Regions from separate parts of the Homo sapiens genome. Here all the other regions are linked to region 3. A link is an interaction called in ENCODE POLR2A ChIA-PET data of the cell type or tissue named here. Cell type or tissue: endothelial cell of umbilical vein. All regions are shown on one strand. Each heading gives the region's core, and the rest is flanking DNA. Links, peaks and the distances in the headings are about the cores only.

The links. ChIA-PET counts read pairs that join two places held together with the same protein. Peaks named below come from ENCODE experiments on the same cell type or tissue, not always from the same donor. Only the 100,000 strongest peaks of a DNase experiment are listed, where the experiment ranks them.
Region 1: POLR2A ChIA-PET joins it to region 3 with 6 read pairs; 3 of 35 experiments call an interaction of 5 or more read pairs at or near these places.
Region 2: POLR2A ChIA-PET joins it to region 3 with 6 read pairs; 2 of 35 experiments call an interaction of 5 or more read pairs at or near these places.

What each region holds. Positions count from the first base shown.
Region 1 is chr2:190,626,654-190,632,774 of GRCh38, reverse strand. All of the region lies in intron 4 of NEMP2-DT (NEMP2 divergent transcript), which reads right to left. It also overlaps a transcript of NEMP2 not described here. Among named protein-coding and RNA genes, the nearest start is that of NAB1, 19 kb to the left of the region's middle. In endothelial cell of umbilical vein, for the core only: no CTCF peak of the experiment used is centred there; no DNase peak of the experiment used is centred there; H3K4me3 peaks cover 291 bases.
Region 2 is chr2:190,756,876-190,762,996 of GRCh38, reverse strand. It overlaps LOC124907946 (a long non-coding RNA gene), which reads left to right and starts at 2,496. Exons shown (of 2, transcript XR_007087780.1): 1 at 2,496-2,905. RefSeq lists an enhancer at 1,989-3,188. In endothelial cell of umbilical vein, for the core only: no CTCF peak of the experiment used is centred there; a DNase peak (open chromatin) is centred at 3,116; H3K27ac peaks cover 863 bases.
Region 3 is chr2:190,681,653-190,687,773 of GRCh38, reverse strand. NAB1 (NGFI-A binding protein 1) reads right to left here. Exons shown (of 10, transcript NM_005966.4): 7 at 3,947-4,036; 8 at 2,136-2,298; 9 at 457-573. Among named protein-coding and RNA genes, the nearest start is that of NAB1, 36 kb to the right of the region's middle. In endothelial cell of umbilical vein, for the core only: no CTCF peak of the experiment used is centred there; DNase peaks (open chromatin) are centred at 3,793 and 5,393; H3K27ac peaks cover 2,578 bases.

The sequences.
Region 1 (6,121 bases), core at 1,363-5,362, 55 kb after region 3:
TTGTCGCCTGCCAAGTCATTCCAGTTGCCCCCCTTAGTTATGGAAATGTTGGGAATAGAGTTTACCCATCCTTCTGGTATTATGCCATTCTCTGAAACCCAGGGTAAACAAAGTTGGTCCCTGATGAAGTGGTTGGATAATATGAGGATGGAGCCCTGACCATCTGGAAAGGCAAGGACACATATTCTACCCTGCTCTTTTCAAGATTGATCAGGGTAACCTGGCCAAGGCCCATTATCAGAGAACAGTAATGAGGACCTGAAATAAAATTATCATTAGGAATCAGCAAACCTAAGTTGACATCCTGGGATAAATTTAAGGGCTTAGGCATTCTTGGAGGAAGCACAGCATGTGGCTAAGTTAGAAGCTTCTTGGGATCCAGCTACTTTGGTCCTATGCTGAGAATACAGGAAATGGTGACTATCATTGACTGAGAGGGACTCCAAGAGACCTATAATTGTAGGACCCCAGGTTGGGGCCCTACATGGCTAGGCAGGGCCAGATGCAGCAAGGGCATTTGCCACAGCATGGACCATGCAGGACCATACTTCCACAGAGCCCTGTGAGGCTGCAAGGAAGGAGAGCACTAGTGAAATGGTCAAGCTTCCCACTTCCCTCTAGACCTAGCAATGGAAACACAACTCACCCTTGTCACTCTTTGGATCCAGTAAGACCATAGTGTCTTTTTCTTTTCTTTTCTTTTCTTTTTTCTTTTTTTGAGACAGAGTCTTACTCCAGTTGCCCAGGCAAGAGTGCAGTGGCGTTATCTCAGTTCACTGCAGGCTCTACCTCCTGAGCTCAGGTGATTCTCCCACCTCAGCCTCCCGAGTAGCTGGAACTACAGATGCGTGCCACCATGCCCAGCTAATTTTTGTATTTTTAGTAGAGATGGGGTTTTGTCATGTTGCCCAGGCTGGTCTCGAACTCCTGGACTCAAGCAACCTGCCTGCCTGGGCTTCCCAAAGTGTTGGGATTACAGGCATGAGCCACCATGCCCAGCCCATGGTATCTTTGGACAATTTGGGGAAAGTCTATATTGGACTGTCTCCTGATAGGGTAAGTGAGGATTTGAGAAATTAATTACAAAAATAAAAGTCATGACTATAACAATAAAGTGGTTTTGTGGATTAGGTTATACAGTATTGATCTATATTATCCAAATATTCTGCAATCAACATGTGTTAATATATAATCTGAAAGAAGTTGCTTTTATAAGTCTTATTCTAAATTACCAAATTAGCTTTAAAATATAACATATGCTCTTTGGTACATATTCAAAATAAAAGTAGTAAAATATTAATATAAAGTTTTTTTTACATTGATCTTATAAAACCACTTGATCTTGTAACTGGTCTCTGACAATGTCTAAGGTTTGTTTCCTTGACCAAAAGGGCTTTGCTGTACTGTCAACACTGAGAGCCTAAATAAAAATGCAACACGATTGTAGCAAAGTTGATGGTGTCCTGTAAGGCCCATTCCACACAACCAGCAAAGTGAAGCTATGTTGTGTGATCATCCTGCTGTTTTCTAATCTATTTCCTTTGGTTGGATATGTAAGCATCTTGGAAACAGTTTCTTCCCCATCTAGAACTCTGCAAGTCTCATACAACATCTTCAAATAATTTAAGTTGGTCATATCTTTACAATTCTTGAGATTTTTGTAGCTGATACGCTTGGCCTGTTGAAATATTAAACAGATAAAATCTGCAAAGTAGTATTATCATTTTTTATATTTGTTTTTCTGCTGTGTGACTCAGATCTTTTTTTTTTTTTAATTAGAAACAGGGTCTCACTATGTTGGCCAGGCTGGTCCCAAACTCCTGGCCTCAAGCAATCCTCCTGCCTCAGCCTCCCAAAGCACTACGACTACAGACATGAGCCACTGTACCTGGCCAATATTATGATTTCTCGAACAACACTGAGATTTAAACTGAGTGAAGTTAAATTAGAAAATTCTGTTACTAGTTCAAAAGGTTCATGAAAAAACGGAATTAAAAGATAAAAATAAAGTATATAAACTTCATTTCTCAACATAAACTCCAACAGGTTCAAGACATTTTTATAAGTGATAATAGCCATTTAGTCCATCCCTAAAGAACTGAGGGTTCTATGAAATTAACCAGGTCAATGTAGTCTTTTTCACATTATTAACTGAAAAAAAAAGATTTAAGGATTTTTTTAGGAAACAAAAAGTCAGAAGGAGCCGTATCAGGACTGTAAGGTGGATGCCTAATCATTTCACATCAAAACTCAAAGTATTGCCCTTGTCTGGCAGGGCAGGGTGTAATCCCAGCACTTTGGGAGGCTGAGGTGGGCAGATCACAAGGTCAGGAGTTTGAGGCTAGCCTGGCCAACATGGTGAAACCCCGTCTCTACTAAAAATACAAAAATTAGCTGGGCGTGGTGGTGCTGGCCTGTAATCCCAGCTACTCGGGAGGCTGAGGCAAGAGAATGGCTTGAACCCAGGAGGCAGAAGTTGCAGTGAGACGAGATTGCTCTGGGCAACAGAGCGAGACTCCATCTTAAAAACAAAAACAAAAATTGCCCTTGTCTGATGAGAGGAATGAATGAGCAGGAGCATTGTTGTGGTGGAGAACTCTTTGGTGAAGCTTTCCTGGGCATTTTTCTGCTAAAGCTTTGGCTTTCTCAAAACATGCTCATAATAAGCAAATGTTACTGTTCTTTGGCCCTCCAGAAAGTCAACAAGCAAAGTGCCTTGAGCATCCGAAAAAATCCTTCACCACGACCTTGGTTCTTGATGGTCTGCTTGTGCTTTGACTGAAGCACATCCCCCTCTTGGTAGCTATTGCTGTGATTGTGTTTTGTCTTTAGGATTGTACTGGCGAAGCCATGTTTTATTTCCTGTTACAGTTCTTTGAAGAAATGCTCTGAAATTGTTGATCCCACTTGTTTTAAAATTTCCGTCAAAAGCTCTCCTTTTGTCTGCAGCTGATCTGGGCACAACGGTTTTGACACGCATCAAGTGGAGAATTTGCTCAACTTTAATTTTTCAGTCAGAATTGTGTAAGTGGAACCAACTGAGATGTCTATGGTGTTGGCTATTGTTTCTGCTGTTAATCATTGGTCCTTTTCAATTAGGGCTCAAACAAGATGAGTTTTAACTCACAAATTGACGTGGATGGTCTGCTGCTCTAGGCTTCAGCTTTAACATTGTCTCACCTCTTCTTAAAATGAATTATTCTATTTATAAACTGCTTAGTTTTGGGGGGCATTGTCCCAATAAACTTTTCATTAAAAGTTAATGATTTCATCATTCTTCCAACCAAGCTTCACCAAAAATTTAATGTTTGTTCTTGCTTCAATTTTAGCAGAATTCACGTTGCTCTGATAAGGGACTCCTTACAAACTGATATCTTAGTGCCTCGAACTAGATCCTTTTCAGACATGTTATAACAAGTTAGTACAAGTTTATTTTGGTGCAAAAAATTTTTGACATCTATGCATAGTTTTTTCATAATACGTATTTCAATGAACTTTTTAAAGACCGCTTGTGTAATGTGTTTTACTTGTCTAAGTTCCCTACTAAATTGAAAGCTCATGGGAATCGGGCTGTGTCATGATGGCTTCCAAAACTTCAGCATTTGACCTGGTGCAGAGCATATAGCAGCTGCAAGATAAATCTGATGAATTGTTTTTTGAGGAGGAGTTAGTGAGCAGGGCCAGGCGCAGCTAGGACTGACGCTCTGCACAATTCTGGACCAAAAACATAGCTTTCACTATTTGGATATGTCATCTGTCTAATTCTGGGTTCTTAATTGAGTTTGAGATTCTTGAGATTTTGGATAGTTAAACTCAATGAAAGAATTATGATTGTGCTTTGTGGTCAGAAGCCTTATGGAGTCAACATCTGAGGAGAGGATTTTTGTTGCATGGAAGAGAAACTAACTTCAGGCCAGGCGAGGAAGTAGCACAATCTCCTGGGGGACTAGAACCAAGAGCCAGGAAGCTTCTGGGAAGCCGGGAAGCTGGCTTTTTCTCATGTCTATTTTTCTCACTGTAGATTTATTTTTCTTTCTCTCTCTCTTTCACTGCCTGCAGGATCAGCAGATCTGTTTTCACTACCTCAAGGTACACAGCCCCAAACACTGCCCATCCCCAGCTCCCCATGCACATCTTTCCTGTTGGAGAAACCAGGAGAGAGATGAGCATTTCTGTTCCAGTTCCGAACTCCCCAGAGAGATTCTGATGGGCCCAGCTTAGGTCAGGGGATAGTCTTCACTCAAGAGTTCCTGAGATAACAGAGACTGGAGTAGCAGGCATTGCAGAACTGATTTTATAAAGGAAGAACGTGTACCATAAATATTGCTAGTTAAGAGCATGTATACTGTTGAGTTCTACCTCCTCAGAAGTCTAAAAGGTTTCCTTCCTTTGAGGGTGAAGAAGCAGTAACAGGCGTCCTCCATCAGACCCCTCTCTGTGGGCACCTAGAACACTTCCCATTGACGTCTGCTTCAAGGGGAGGTCACTAAAAGTGCCCCACATGATGCAGCAGACATTTCGCTGGTCCCAGTGCCCTCCCCAAGACCTTCCAGATGGTGAAGTGTTAAGAGTCTAAAATGGAGTAAATGATCTGCAGAAATTCAGTGGTGTCAGAGGAGCCAGTCCAAAGTCACTCGGCTCTAAACGCTGCGATTCTATTATTTTAATGATGCCCAGGAACACAAAGAGGCACGACAGACCCAGAGGCAAGTGTGCAGCTGCCAGGGGAGCAGCTGGAGGGACTGCGGGGGGCTGCTGGCCGGCCAGTTCCCAGTGGGAGGAGGGACGCGGTAGGCGCGGGAGGAGGAAGAGCGCAGTGCGAGGGCGGAGCCGCGGTGGCCTGCGCGATGCAGTCTGTTGCGCTCAGCTTATTAGCTTGGCACACGGATAGAAAAATGTACGTTTGAATCTATTTCTGGCTTTCAAATGTGTGAAGAAAACACATAACTTTATTATTTTATTTTTGTAAAGTTAGAGACAGATGCCCCTAAAGCATATGCATTCTATAAGAAATTCCTATTCTTTGGTGGCACATCTTTGGAAGCAAAAATCAAGGACAAATAGGTCATCTCTAAGTTTTCTGCAGGAATATTGGCAATAAAAAGAATAGAGTCAACACTGGTAACTAATGGAGATGAGGGAAATACAATCTGGGAAGATGTTAAGGTTTTTTTTTTTTTTCCCTAAGAACTTTTAAAGGAAAAACAATGAAGTAAGTGTTGATGTAATATGAATATGTTATTACTTGTTAAGTGCCAAAAATACTGCAGATATAAATAACCTTTTAAAATGTAGTCAAGAAACATTTGAACACTTATAGAAATTCCCTCACCAGAGGTGTTTGGAAATCTTCAAATCTTAATATCCTTTTGTGAATGGTCAGAGTAAATCAGAAATGAAAGAAATCTGGAAAAATAAAAACACATTATCTGTGCAACAAAAGCATTCCTAGAAGGGGTTGTTATGATAAATAGAACTCCAACTGGAGTGCCATATAGTCAAAGAAAAGTCTTATAAAGCAAAATACTGCAAGATTTATTTATTCAAAAACTGTTGTTGAGCACATTCTATGTGCCAGGCACAGTGCTAAGCTTGGGACAACACGGGAAAATAAAATGGACGTTGTCCCTGCATGCATGTCCCTCCCCAGGCTTTTGGTGTGTAGAGAAAGTACCATAACTGCCAAATAAGTAAATAGTTGAATGGGGCCTTAGAGATCAGTGTGACAAAAAACAAGTGTAGATGTTAATCCATTTCAAAATACTCTTCACAGACTTTCAGTATTCCTATGATTTTCTGGAAATGAGACAGGAAATCAAATAATATTTTTTTGAAGAGCTGAGGTCCAATTTTCAATATGTAATCCAGTTCTTTTCAGGAAGTGTTAATCATGTGATTCCTATTACCATTAAAAACCGTCATCATCCTGTAATACTGACCATCTGTTTCAGATATGGCACGCACACTTGGGAAACCCAGAATAATGGGAACTCAAAACTGTTATTCATTCGAGAGCTCATCAGTCCAAGAAGATGCCACCTTGGTCAGATGTGGATGAGGCATGACTGGACCGACCCTGTGGGCTCGGCACCCACCTGTGCTATAAACTGTTCATGTGAAA
Region 2 (6,121 bases), core at 1,363-5,362, 75 kb before region 3:
CTTCCATTTTCTATGGTTATTTTATTTTATTATTTTATTTACATTGTTGTGCTTAATAGGCAAAGCTTCAGAAATCTGGGAAATCCAGTTATCCAGAGAACCTATTTTCTCATGATCTTGACTGAGGAAACAGGGTTGTATCTGTAACCATGGTCCACATAGACTCATCATATTTTTACAACAGAAGTAGATAACACAAGCCCCAACTATGCAGATCCAAAATGACATTATCTCTCCTTGACACTTGCATCTCTTACAGCCACCATCCTAAGTACTTTCCACTGGTTTCTTACATACAAGATAAAATTCTGAAAGAGTACTGCTTCCTACTTCAATGCTGAGTTCAATTATGGATAACTACATGGTTCAATATCCGTTTTAAAACATGCCAACAAACTCAAGATCCCCAGTAGAAGTCACAGAAAAAGGACAGAAAGCTTGGTTTAGCAGGAGGGTTTGCCCCTTGGCCTAATTACCTCCTGAATTTCTGATGCCTTTTCAAATGTGGACCAGATAGAGAAACACTAGCCTTCCACCACCTCCATCATCACCTCCTATTTGAAGACAGCTTCTAACAGGAGCTGACTTACCATAGGCCCCAGATCAGTCTGGGTAAAGGACTCTGGGGTTTCAAATTAGAGCCTGAGAAGTCTAAGCAAGAACCTGGAATGTGCCAAAAGTATGTGTTAGAATTAAAGCAAACAGCCATTCTATATTTACTTGGAGGACAAAGAAAGTCATTTAAAAAAATAGGCAACATCCTGGTGCAGAATTTAAATGTATACTTACATTACTTGAAGATTTCCTCATCAAGAAACAAATTTCCATTTCTAATCGCCCTTTTCTTGTGTCCTCTGTACAGATTGCAATTAAGAGGAATATCTACAGAAAACTTAAAATTGTCATAAGTAGCACATGTATTTTTGATGCATTCAAAATAGAGATAGTCCAGGTGCAGTGGCTTACACCTGTAATCCCAGCATTTTGGGAGGCCGACTCAGGAGGATTGCTTGAGGCCAGGAATTGGAGGCTGCAGTGAGCTATGATCACACCACTGAACCCCAGCCTGGGCAACAGTGCAAGACCTTGTCTTCAAAAAAGGAAAGAAAAACAGGCCGGGCGTGGTGGCTCACGCCTGTAATCCTAGCACTTTGGGCGAGCGGATCACTTGAGGTCAGGAGTTTGAGACCAGCCAGGCCAACATGGCGAAACCCCATCTCTACTAAAAATACAGAAGTTAGCCGGTTATGGTGGCACATGCCTGTAATCCCAGCTACTCGGGAGGCTGAGGCAGGAGAATTGCTTGAACCCAGGAGGCAGAGGTTGCAGTGAGCCGAGATTGCGCCACTGCACTCCAGCCTGGGCAACAGAGCGAGACTCCGTCTCAGGAAAAAAAAAAAAAAAAGGAAAAATAGAGAGAGGCTGAAGTTATCAAAATAGAATGATATCTCAAAATAAGAAGTACTGTTGAGAGGTGACAGTGTGCTGGCAGTTCTCACAGCCCTTGCTCGCTCTCGGCGCCTCCTCTGCCTGGGCTCCCACTTTGGCGGCACTTGAGGAGCCCTTCAGCCCACCGCTGCACTGTGGGAGCTCCGTTCTGGGCTGGCCAAGGCCGGAGCCGGCTCCCTCAGCTTGCAGGGAGGTGTGGAGGGAGAGGCGCGAGCGGGAACCGGGGCTGCGCGCGGCGCTTGCGGGCCAGCTGGAGTTCCGGGTGGGCGTGGGCTTGGCGGGCCCCGCACTCGGAGCAGCCGGCCGGCCCGGCCGGCCCTGCCGGCCCCGGGCAATGAGGGGCTTAGCACCCGGGCCAGCGGCTGCGGAGGGTGTACTGGGTCCCCCAGCAGTGCCGGCCCACCGGCGCTGCACTCGATTTCTCACCGGGCCTTAGCTGCCTTCCCGCGGGGCAGGGCTCGGGACCTGCAGCCCGCCATGCCTGAGCCTCCGACCCCCTCCGTGGGCTCCTGTGCGGCCCGAGCCTCCTTGACGAGCGCCACCCCCTGCTCCATGGCGCCCAGTCCCATCGACCACCCAAGGGCTGAGGAGTGCGGGCGAACAACGCGGGACTGGCAGGCAGCTCCATCTATCTGCAGCCCCGGTGCGGGATCCACGAGGTGAAGCCATCTGGGCTCCTGAGTCTGGTGGGGACGTGGAGAACCTTTATGTCTAGCTCAGGGATTGTAAATACACCAATCAGCACTCTGTATCTAGCTCAAGGTTTGTAAAAACACCAATCAGCACCCTGTGTCTAGCTTAGGGTTTGTGAATGCACCAATCGACACTCTGTATCTAGCTACTCTGGTGAGGCCTTGGAGAACCTTTGTGTCCACACTCTGTATCTAGCTAATCTGGTGTGGACTTAGAGAACCTTTCTGTCTAGCTCAGGGATTGTAAAGGCACCAATCAGCGCCCTGTCAAAACAGACCACTGGGCTCTACCAATCAGCAGGAAGTGGGTGGGGCCAGATAAGAGAATAAAACCAGGCTGCCTGAGCTAGTAGTGGCAACCAGCTTGCGTCCGTTTCCATGTTGTGGGAGATTTGTTCTTTCGCTCTTTGTGGTAAATCTTGCTACTGCTCACTCTTTGAGTCCACACTGCTTTTATGAGCTGTAACACTCACCGGGAAGGTCTGCAGCTTCAATCCTGAAGCCAGCGAGGCCACCAGCCCACCGGGAGGAACGAACAACTCCAGACGCACCGCCTTAAGAGCTGTAACACTCACCGCGAAGGTCTGCAGCTTCACTCCTGAGCCAGCGAGACCACGAACCCACCAGAAGAAAGAAACTCCGAACACATCCGAACACCAGAAGGAACAAACTCCAGACGCGCCAACTGTAACACTCACCGCGAGGATCCGTGGCTTCATTCTTGAAGTCAGTGAGACCAAGAACCCACCAATTCCGGACACACTGTGAGTCAGGATCAGTCTTATTATAGCTAATTAGAGCAACCCCATTGCTAAAGAGTTTAGAGCCTGGGTCAGACTTCATGGTAGCAAAGCAATGTTTTATTGTAATAGTGTAATTAGGAATGTGTGGCAATATTTTAACCCCTCCTCCCAAGAGTTCCACAATGCTTTCTTAACATGTTTATAAATATTTGCTTTTGTGCCATTTTAGGGGAGCTTTCCGTACAAACATTTGGCTTTTAATGAGTCATCCACACTCTGATTCATACCCATAAGCTTCCTGCTTTGTTATCAGTGAATATTGGGCTCAGTAACTGCCTTACTTTTATAATTTACATGAATGAATATGGAAAAGGTGGTGGAGGTAGAAAGACATATTCAGGTAAATATAAAAACACCCTGGTTTCTTTACAAGAGATTGACAAATACGGCCCAATACCCTATCATTTAAAGTAAGTGCCAGAATTGTGATGGATTTGTGTTTGGCCTTAAAAAAAAATAAAAATAAAAATAAAAACAAAAACACTTGGATAATTCTACCTGATGTTACATTTTTCTTTTTTTTTTTCTTTTCTTTTTTTTTTTTTTTTTTTGAGATGGAGTTTTCCTCTGTCACCCAGGCTGGAGTGCAGTGACGTGACCTCAGCTCGCTGCAACCTCTGCCTCCCAGATTCAAGCAATTCTCTCTCAAATTGCTCAGAAGCTGAGCAATTCTGCCTCAGCTTCCCAAATAGCTGGGATTACAGGTGCGTGCCACCAGGCTCAGCTAATTTTTGTATTTTTAGTAGAGATGGGGTTTCACCATGTTGGCCAGGCTGGTCTTGAACTCCCGACCTCAGGTGATACGCCCGCCTCGGCCTCCCAAAGTGCTGGGATTACAGGCATGAGCCACTGCGCCCAGCCTGATGTTCCATTTTTCTAATCACCAAGTGTATTTATTAGCTAAGGGTATCCCAGAAATTAAATTACCAACATAAAATTTTACTTGTGCTATTATAATTTAGCTATTAAATCCTAAAATTATCAACTGAAAGCTACTGGAAAAATAAATACTTCTCTTTCTTTTCTCCATATTGAAAGTAAAGAGAATGAGGATCCTTAGCTAAGATTTTAATTAAATCTTTTCTGAGCCAGAATTGCAAAGCTTTTCTTTGTATAAATAAGGACTCGAGTTATAAAGCATAGAACTAGCAATGAGTCTATCTTGGTCCATTTGGATTGCTATAAAGGAGTACCTGAGGCTGGGTAATTTATAAAGAAAAGACGTTTATTCGACACATGATTCTGCAGGATGTACAAGAAGCATGGCACCAGCATCTGCTCTTGGTGAAAACTTCAGGTGGCTTTGACTCCTGGTGGAAGAAGGGAAGTCTAGCTTGTGCAGAGCTCCCATGGCCAGAGAAGGAAGGGGGGTTTGAGGAGGTGCCAGGCTCTTTGAATAGAGCGAGAACTCACTCATTACCAAGAGAAGGCACCAAGCCATTCATGAGGGATACACCCCTGTGACCCAAACCTTGCCCCCCTTCCAACATTGGGGCTTAAATTTCAATGTGATGTTTAGGGGTACAAACATCCAAACCACAGCAGAGAAATACAGAGTTCTGTATTTCTATTCCCAAAGGGCAAAATTTGGGAGGTGAATGGGTCTATATGTGTGTTGGGGGGAAGAAGTTAATATGAAGAAAAGAAACTAAAGTGCTTTACATAATAATGAGAATTACAGATTAAAAAATCTGTAATCTTTCCCTAAAAAGGGAAAGAAGTACCATGCAAATTATGAGGTAAGTAGACTATATGACTTATTTATTTTTATTAGGTTAGAGCAAGAATTGCAAACTCAAGGTCCTGACTCCTTGAATTGCACTCTATGGACCCAGTCATACTTCATTTGCATATTATATATTAAATGCTTTGGCATGATCTTTGCTCCCCCTTACATCCTCAAAACACTCTTTTTCCATTTTTCTTAAAATATATGTTCCTCTTTGTCTATATTTTATTTTTCCAACTTTGAAAAGGACTTACACATAAAAATGGTATCACTTTCTTCTTAACTGTAAGAAAAATGGTCTCAGCCATACATTGATGAATGGCAGCTGTCATTCAGCCTCAGTGTGAAGGAGACAACAATGAGTGGTGAGGACTGTAATAAAATGGAAAGCACATGCCCATCCAAAAGTGAGCATTCACTTCTAGGAACTAGTAAAAATGGTAATAGCCAGATCTTTCTATTTTTTCACAAGAAGCCTGAAAGTATTTAAATATTTTATGACTAATTCAAATGCTTTAAAAATAAGCAATTTGATTCTAGGAGGCCAAACTAGTTGCTATCTATGATTTAAACCATAGTGTCTTTCAGAATTAATGTATGTCCTTGGCGGGTGTGTGTGTGTGTGTGTGTGTGTGATCCCAAAACACCAATAATTACCAGTGAAAAATTTAGGAGATTAAATATGTGTACTTTAATCCACATTGGGGGAAGAGAGAGATATAAAAGGTGCTGAGAACCTTGAAGTGGTGCCCCTCCTGATCTGCCTTCTACCTCTTCAACATACGTGCTGTGCACCATGAAAGACTTGAAGTGCAATGGCAATCTGTGATCCTTTGTGGAAACCTTTCCCTAATTTGCCCCAGAGTGAATGTTTCACACTTGGATTCACATTTGCTGAGAGAGGCGGAAAAATCTTAGGGACAATTAGAACAATAATAACAACATTCATATTATTATTCAATGACAGCAACATTCATATTCATTCTTTCATTCAGCAAATATTTATTGCACACTTGCTATGTGCTAGAACTATAAAATGGCAATGATGTGTTAGGTAATTTGTAATCATGGGGAAAAAATCAGTTAGGGAAAGACAAAACTGCCTTCCCTTATAGAGATTATATTCATTGAGGAGACAAATAATAAATAAAATGAATAGTGTAACATAGGTTAGATAGTGACAAGTGCTATGGAGAAAAAGAAAGTAGGAAAGGGTCATTTCTCTGGTTTCCTGATGTGTAATTGGAATAGATATCCTTGGTAGCTGGTAGAATCTCTGCAGTGATTCCTTGTACTGTGGGGTAAAAGCTATGTTAGCAGGGGAGACCAAGAGGAATAGCTGAAACAAAATTCACTTTCTCAGTAAGATAGTAAATAAGAAAGTGATATTGCATCCTGGGAAACATGGCCGAGATTAGTGCTTCTCTTTAAGACCTAAAGGATGCAGA
Region 3 (6,121 bases), core at 1,426-5,425:
AGTAATCTCAACTTTCATGAGTTTTCCCTGTCATTGTTCGGAATATGAAGTTTGCAAAAAGACTAGTGAGAGCAGCCAGTGTTATGGCAATCTACCACTTCCAAGGGGAGAAAAACTGACAATTGAGCATCCCTTATCCAAAATGCCTGGGACCAGGAAGTGCTATGGATTTTGAGCTTTTTCAGATTTTGGACTATTTGCATTACACCAAAGGTTCAGCATCCCAAATCTGAAATGTTCTAATGCGGGTTTCCTTTGAGTGTCATTCTGACACTCAAAACATTTTGGATCCTGAAGCATTTCGAATTTTCCAGTTAGGGATACTCAACCTGTAGGAACACTGTCAGTAATGACTTTTTTTTTTTTTTTTTTTTTTTTGATGGGGGAGGAAATAGAACAGAATTTAAAGATGCTTTTATTCAAGTGTTACCCTCTCATCATATAGCACGTTCTCACCTGATGAGTGGGACTTTGCCTCACTGGGGTAAAGTCTGCTCAGCTCCCCATCCACCACAAAATGATGGGGTTGTCTGTTCTGTAAATTAGGCATTCGGAGATTCAAAGGTCTTTCTCCTAATGAAAAGAAAAAAGAAATATGCATAATATTAAAAACATACCATGGTTTTTCTTAAAAATAAATTTTGCCTGAACACTCCTTAGGAAAAAAGTGAGGAGAGTCAACGAGCACTGAAGAATTTAAATAAGACTTGGAAAAAACATTTTAAATAATAATTTAAGAGGAAAATGGCAAGTCATTTCATGCCAGTCCCAAGGTTTACAATTCTGCCAGGATATTTTTAAGAGCTAAACAAAAGACTGAGAATTCCTGTGAGCATTCCAGTTTTGGCATATAATACATCTCCTCTATAAGGCATTTTCTTACTAGAACAACCATTTTACCAAGGCATGTCATTAATCATATAATAACAAGTACTAGAAAGACACAGAAGGCTTCAAGCCAATTAAAGATTAAAAAAAAAAAACTACAGCAAAATCCGTGAAAAAACAGATTTAGCACAAATATGGGAAAAAATTATACACCCAATCATGTTGTCATGTACTGAAATCCATCACATTAGCAAATTGTCACCCCACACTGAATTATCCTGGTGTCACAAATTAGAGTCACCAAATCTTTAATAATTGCCTTTGCTTCTTAACTGTTAAGGATAATTGGAGAAGTTAAACAAGACCTCAACTCAGAGGTTCCTGTAATATTTTTAAAAGGAAGAACTTTCTTCTCTTCCAGTACTCTGATGTGTTGACACATGTAATATTTCAGTCCATGGCTGGAGAATCCTTGTTAAGATGGTATCCTTACCTAGGAATCCTTTTATTTTTTTACAATAATAACCACTCTCTAGAAAAGTATAACAATAATATATAAAAAGGAGGCACTATAAAATTATTTTTTTTCTTCAAACACTTATTACTATTTGAAACTAGAGGATATATAACCTGTACATCTCCCTCCACTACATGTAAGCTCCAGGTAAACAGGGATTTGTTCCCTGCTGCATCTTCAGTGCCTAGGAGAGTGCCTGGCACATAGGAATTGCTAAAAAAATAAAATGCCTGTTGGTTGGGTGAATAACAATGACTTGGGATTTTCTTTATGTGAGGATGTGAAAAGAATGAAGTACTTTTTAGAATGGTAAAAACACTCACGAATCACATGGCTTTCTAAACCTGAGCTGTACTCTGTCATAACACTTTAGATGCAGTCACCATATTCTTTTAAGAACCAAATGCTGTAAATTTCACAAACTTGTTTTTGAAGTCTAAAAAAATATGAAGTTTTGGTCATTTAAAAAGGATAAACATCTCTCCCGGAATCTGCTTCTTCGGGGAAAATAATCTGTACTGTTGACATCTCACATTCCCACCAACCCCTACAAAATAATACATGTCAATCTCAGGTGCCAACTGCTTAAAGATTAAAAAATTTACAAATTAAAATTTGCAGGATAAATTATCTTTTTAGAAAAATGAAGAATTCAAAAAATAATTTTGATAAGAGAACCTGTAAAATAATCTCTACAAAATATCATAATTTAAAAATCAGCCACTGTCTTCTGTTTCTCTTTGAAGTGCACATAGTGGCCCTAAAGGCATAGGATATTCTAAAGATGTACCTTGTCCATCTGAGTTATCGGAAGTCAAGCCGTTAGGACTGTGCTCTTCTGAGCTCTGCCTGTAAAGCCCTGCAGACAACCTCCTCTCGGCATGCTGCAGTCTCTCATAGCCAGCTTGGTTGCAAAGGAACTCCATCTGCTTTGCCATCACCTTTTCAGGCTGCTAGTAAGTAAAGCAAAAATCAAATCAGTAACTGAAACATTCTAGATTTTTTAATGGTTTAAAGATGCCAATTTCAGACTCCAGCAAATATATTTAGTATTCATTAAAATTAGTTCACACTTCATGTGGTATACAAATTCCATAAATATGCATAGATGTCTATATCATCATGTTAAAACATAAAAGGCTGGATATTGTACAAAAGATAAAAGCTTTCTTCTCAATTCTTTCAAGAGAATTCCATGTCAGCTCAAAAGCAACATAACCTTAGCTTTGTTTTCCAAGGTACTAAGTCCTTTAAAGGATTTTTTAAAACAGAAATCTAAAAGCAACAGCAACATCTGCTATAAACTACTTCTAACACTTGGGGCGAAATCTTGGCATTTTTATTTTAGGATCTGGCAGTACACAGACTCTGATATGATGACAATATGTTTGGGGGAGAAAAGGTGTAAAACGGCTGTCTAGAAGAACAAGACAAATACACTTCCCACTAAAATTAAACAATGTAAATTATGCAGAAAAACATCAGTGCCAATAAGCATCTTTACCTTCATCATGAAATGAAACTGCAGTATTTCCCAACCAATCATAAAAAGGCATATTTTAAATATACAATTAGTCAACTGACATATAAATTTATCTCTGTATGTGTTTTATAAGTTCCTTTTCAATGCACTGCTCTAAATTACTTATATGTGATATTCAGAGCAGTGTATTTGTGGTATTTTGCCAAGGAGATAATAGTCAAAATGCACAGATATGAATCACTACCATGCTATATAAGAGAGTAGGACAAGAAAGCTGCTATATAAAATTGGTTACAAAATGCCCTGATTCACAATGTAAAAATCAGTAGGTAAAATATATTAATTCACAGAATAAACATGATAAACACACTATTTTTCTGAGTGCATATAAACCAAATCAAAAGTAACTACAACTTCATTTCATTTGAACTTGTTACTAAATTGACAAAATTTAAATAAGCATATCTGAGGTAAAAAATGTATTTTTCATCCTAACATGAAAAAAACAAAACTTAGCAGTACTAAATTTGATCAAAAGCAACTTATTACAAAGAAGCTGTTCAATAGGAATAAAAGTTTACAGTGCTTTCTAAAAGATGATGTTTGCAGAAAGCATTTTAAAATTTTAATTTCAGTATACAGACAAAATTAAATAACTTAATGGCAAAAGCACCTGAAGCCACATATTCATTTAATAGTTTTTCAATAAATATGAATTTAAAAGATTTAACAATAATTACAATGTTGACTATTAATATTTTATTGAGAACTAGTATTATTTTATCTCAGAGTTGCATTACACACAGCCATGGTCAACATGGCTGGTTTTCCTGATTATCAAACTGTTTAAGTTTTCTTGAGCAGAGAATCTGTCTCACTTCCTACAAAACTACAAGAATAAATAAGTAGCACCATATCAGATTCCGTTCATAAACTGAATCAAACCAAGTTGTTATTGCTCTCATGTTGATACAGCTGTGGCTCAGATGACGTTTTAAAAAACAAACGGAAATAAAAAGTCAGGCCTCAGATACTTAAAACTGAAGCTAGTTGAAGTAGTCATTTATTTTTTAACCTTCAGATACTATCATGGAGTAATAACTGGGAGTTTATGTTACCTGTGAACTAAGAGCTGCAAGTTCTTCACTCTTAGCTCTAGCCTGCTGGAAGAGTGTTTGCACAGAATCCTGGAAATCTGGAAACCCATCCTGTGGGTCAAATAAGAAGTCCTTTATATTTAGAGTTTGTAAATAATAAAATATTATCAAAAACTTGAAAATAAAGCAAACTCTTAATCTCACTACCTGAATAATCATGATTAAGATTTTAATGGTTATAAAATATTTCATTTCAGCCTTTTATGAAACATACATTATTTTCTACAGCTGTAACCTCAGTAGAAACATAAATAAGATGAAAAATGTCATCATTCCTATTGTTTTACACTGGAAAGAAGGCTTTATGATCATTGATAATAACGGTTATATAACATTTCACCTAGGCTGGGTGCAGTGGCTCACGCCTGTAATCCCAGCACTTTGGGAGGCCAAGGTGGGCAGATCACCTGAGGTCAGGAGTTCGAGACCAGCCTGTCCAATATGGTAAAGCCCCATCTCTACTAAAAAAAAAAAAAAAAAAAAAAAAAAAATTAGCTGGGAGTGGTAGCACACGCCAGAAATCACAGCTACTAGGGAGGCTGGGCAGCTACTTGGGAGGCTGAAGCATGAGAATCGCTTGAACCCAGGAGGCGGAGGTTGCAGTGAGCCGAGACTGCACCACTGCACTCCAGCCTGGGTGACAAAGGGTGATAAAGTGAGATTCTGTCTCAAAAAAACAAAAACAAAAACAAAACACATAAAAAACATTTAACCTAGTGGGGGGTTTGATTAGCCACTATCCTCGCATTGGACATTTTTTATTCTTTTCCTAATTTTTGGTTTTATGAAAAACACTGCAAAAATATTTTCATGGAGATAGCATTTTCGATAGCTTAGATTATCTACTACAAAAGATTCCCAGAAGCAGAATTACTGCAGAGATGATATTTTTGTGCCTTATGTACTTTCGCTAAACCTATAGAGGGCCTTTACTAGTTTATCATACCACAAGCAATACATGACAATTTCCTTGTCAGCACTAAGAATTCTTGTTTTCTTAATTTATGCCAATTTATCTATACTTTTGATACTCAAAAATCATTTAATTTTTATATGCCTGTTTTATATGCTATAGTTGTACATACTTTTATTTTGTGATTTCAACTGTTGCTATAAAGTTTAGAGAAATTCTGCTTCAGAAATTTGGTTCAGTACTTAAATCTACCCTCTAATTTTTCTAAAAGTTTGATTTGTTTTTTAAATTTAACCCTCTGACCTATCTGAAATTAATTTTGTTACATGAAATGTGGCTAACGATCCAAACTAAATGTTCTTTAAAGTGCTAACCGATAATCCCAACCTGAATTGCTCAAGGATTCCTTCATGTTGGCTTGCGATTTCACCTTTATCATAACCTATGACAGGAAATGGAGCTTTGGAATTCGAAAGGCCTGTCACCACTCACTAGCTATGTGACCACCGGATGAGTAACTTAACCTTTCTGAACTTCAGTTTCCTCACAGGAAAATTGAGGATAGGAGAACCTATCTATTAGGATTGTTGTGAGGACCAAATGAGATAAAGCAAGTGAGATAATGCCTTCAGCATGTAATAATTACTAAATAAGTAAGTATATCAATACATACTAAATTCCCATAATAAATAGGGCCTATCTGGGGGCACTGGATAAAACTTCAACTTAAATTACTTCCATTTTATACTTGGTATTCCACCTACTTTTTTCAAGGTTTTCTTTTTTTGACTGTTTATTGCTCATGATCATTATAACTACAAAATATCATGACAGCATGGTTTTAGTAACTTTAGTGAAACCTCCTAAAGGACTCCTCACAGAAATTAGCATTTACAATTAAACTCCAAAACATTATTTCTCCCCTTCTTTGATAAGCTATATATTTGCAGCAGAGGGCAAATCCTTAAAAACCAAAGTTCTTACAATACACAGCAGAAAAAGATGGAATAATGTAATAATAACAAAATATTTTACCTTATTTGGGATATAAGATAGTGGTTCAAAAATTTTCCCCCATCAGGGTCTTTTCAATAAATTATTTCTCCACTGCAGATTTCTTTCAAATATTTTATCTATCAAAATACATTCCCCAAGTAATAACTAATTTGCTATTTTTAAAATTCAAAGACATGATATAGAGCCAAGAGCTAATAAACTTAACG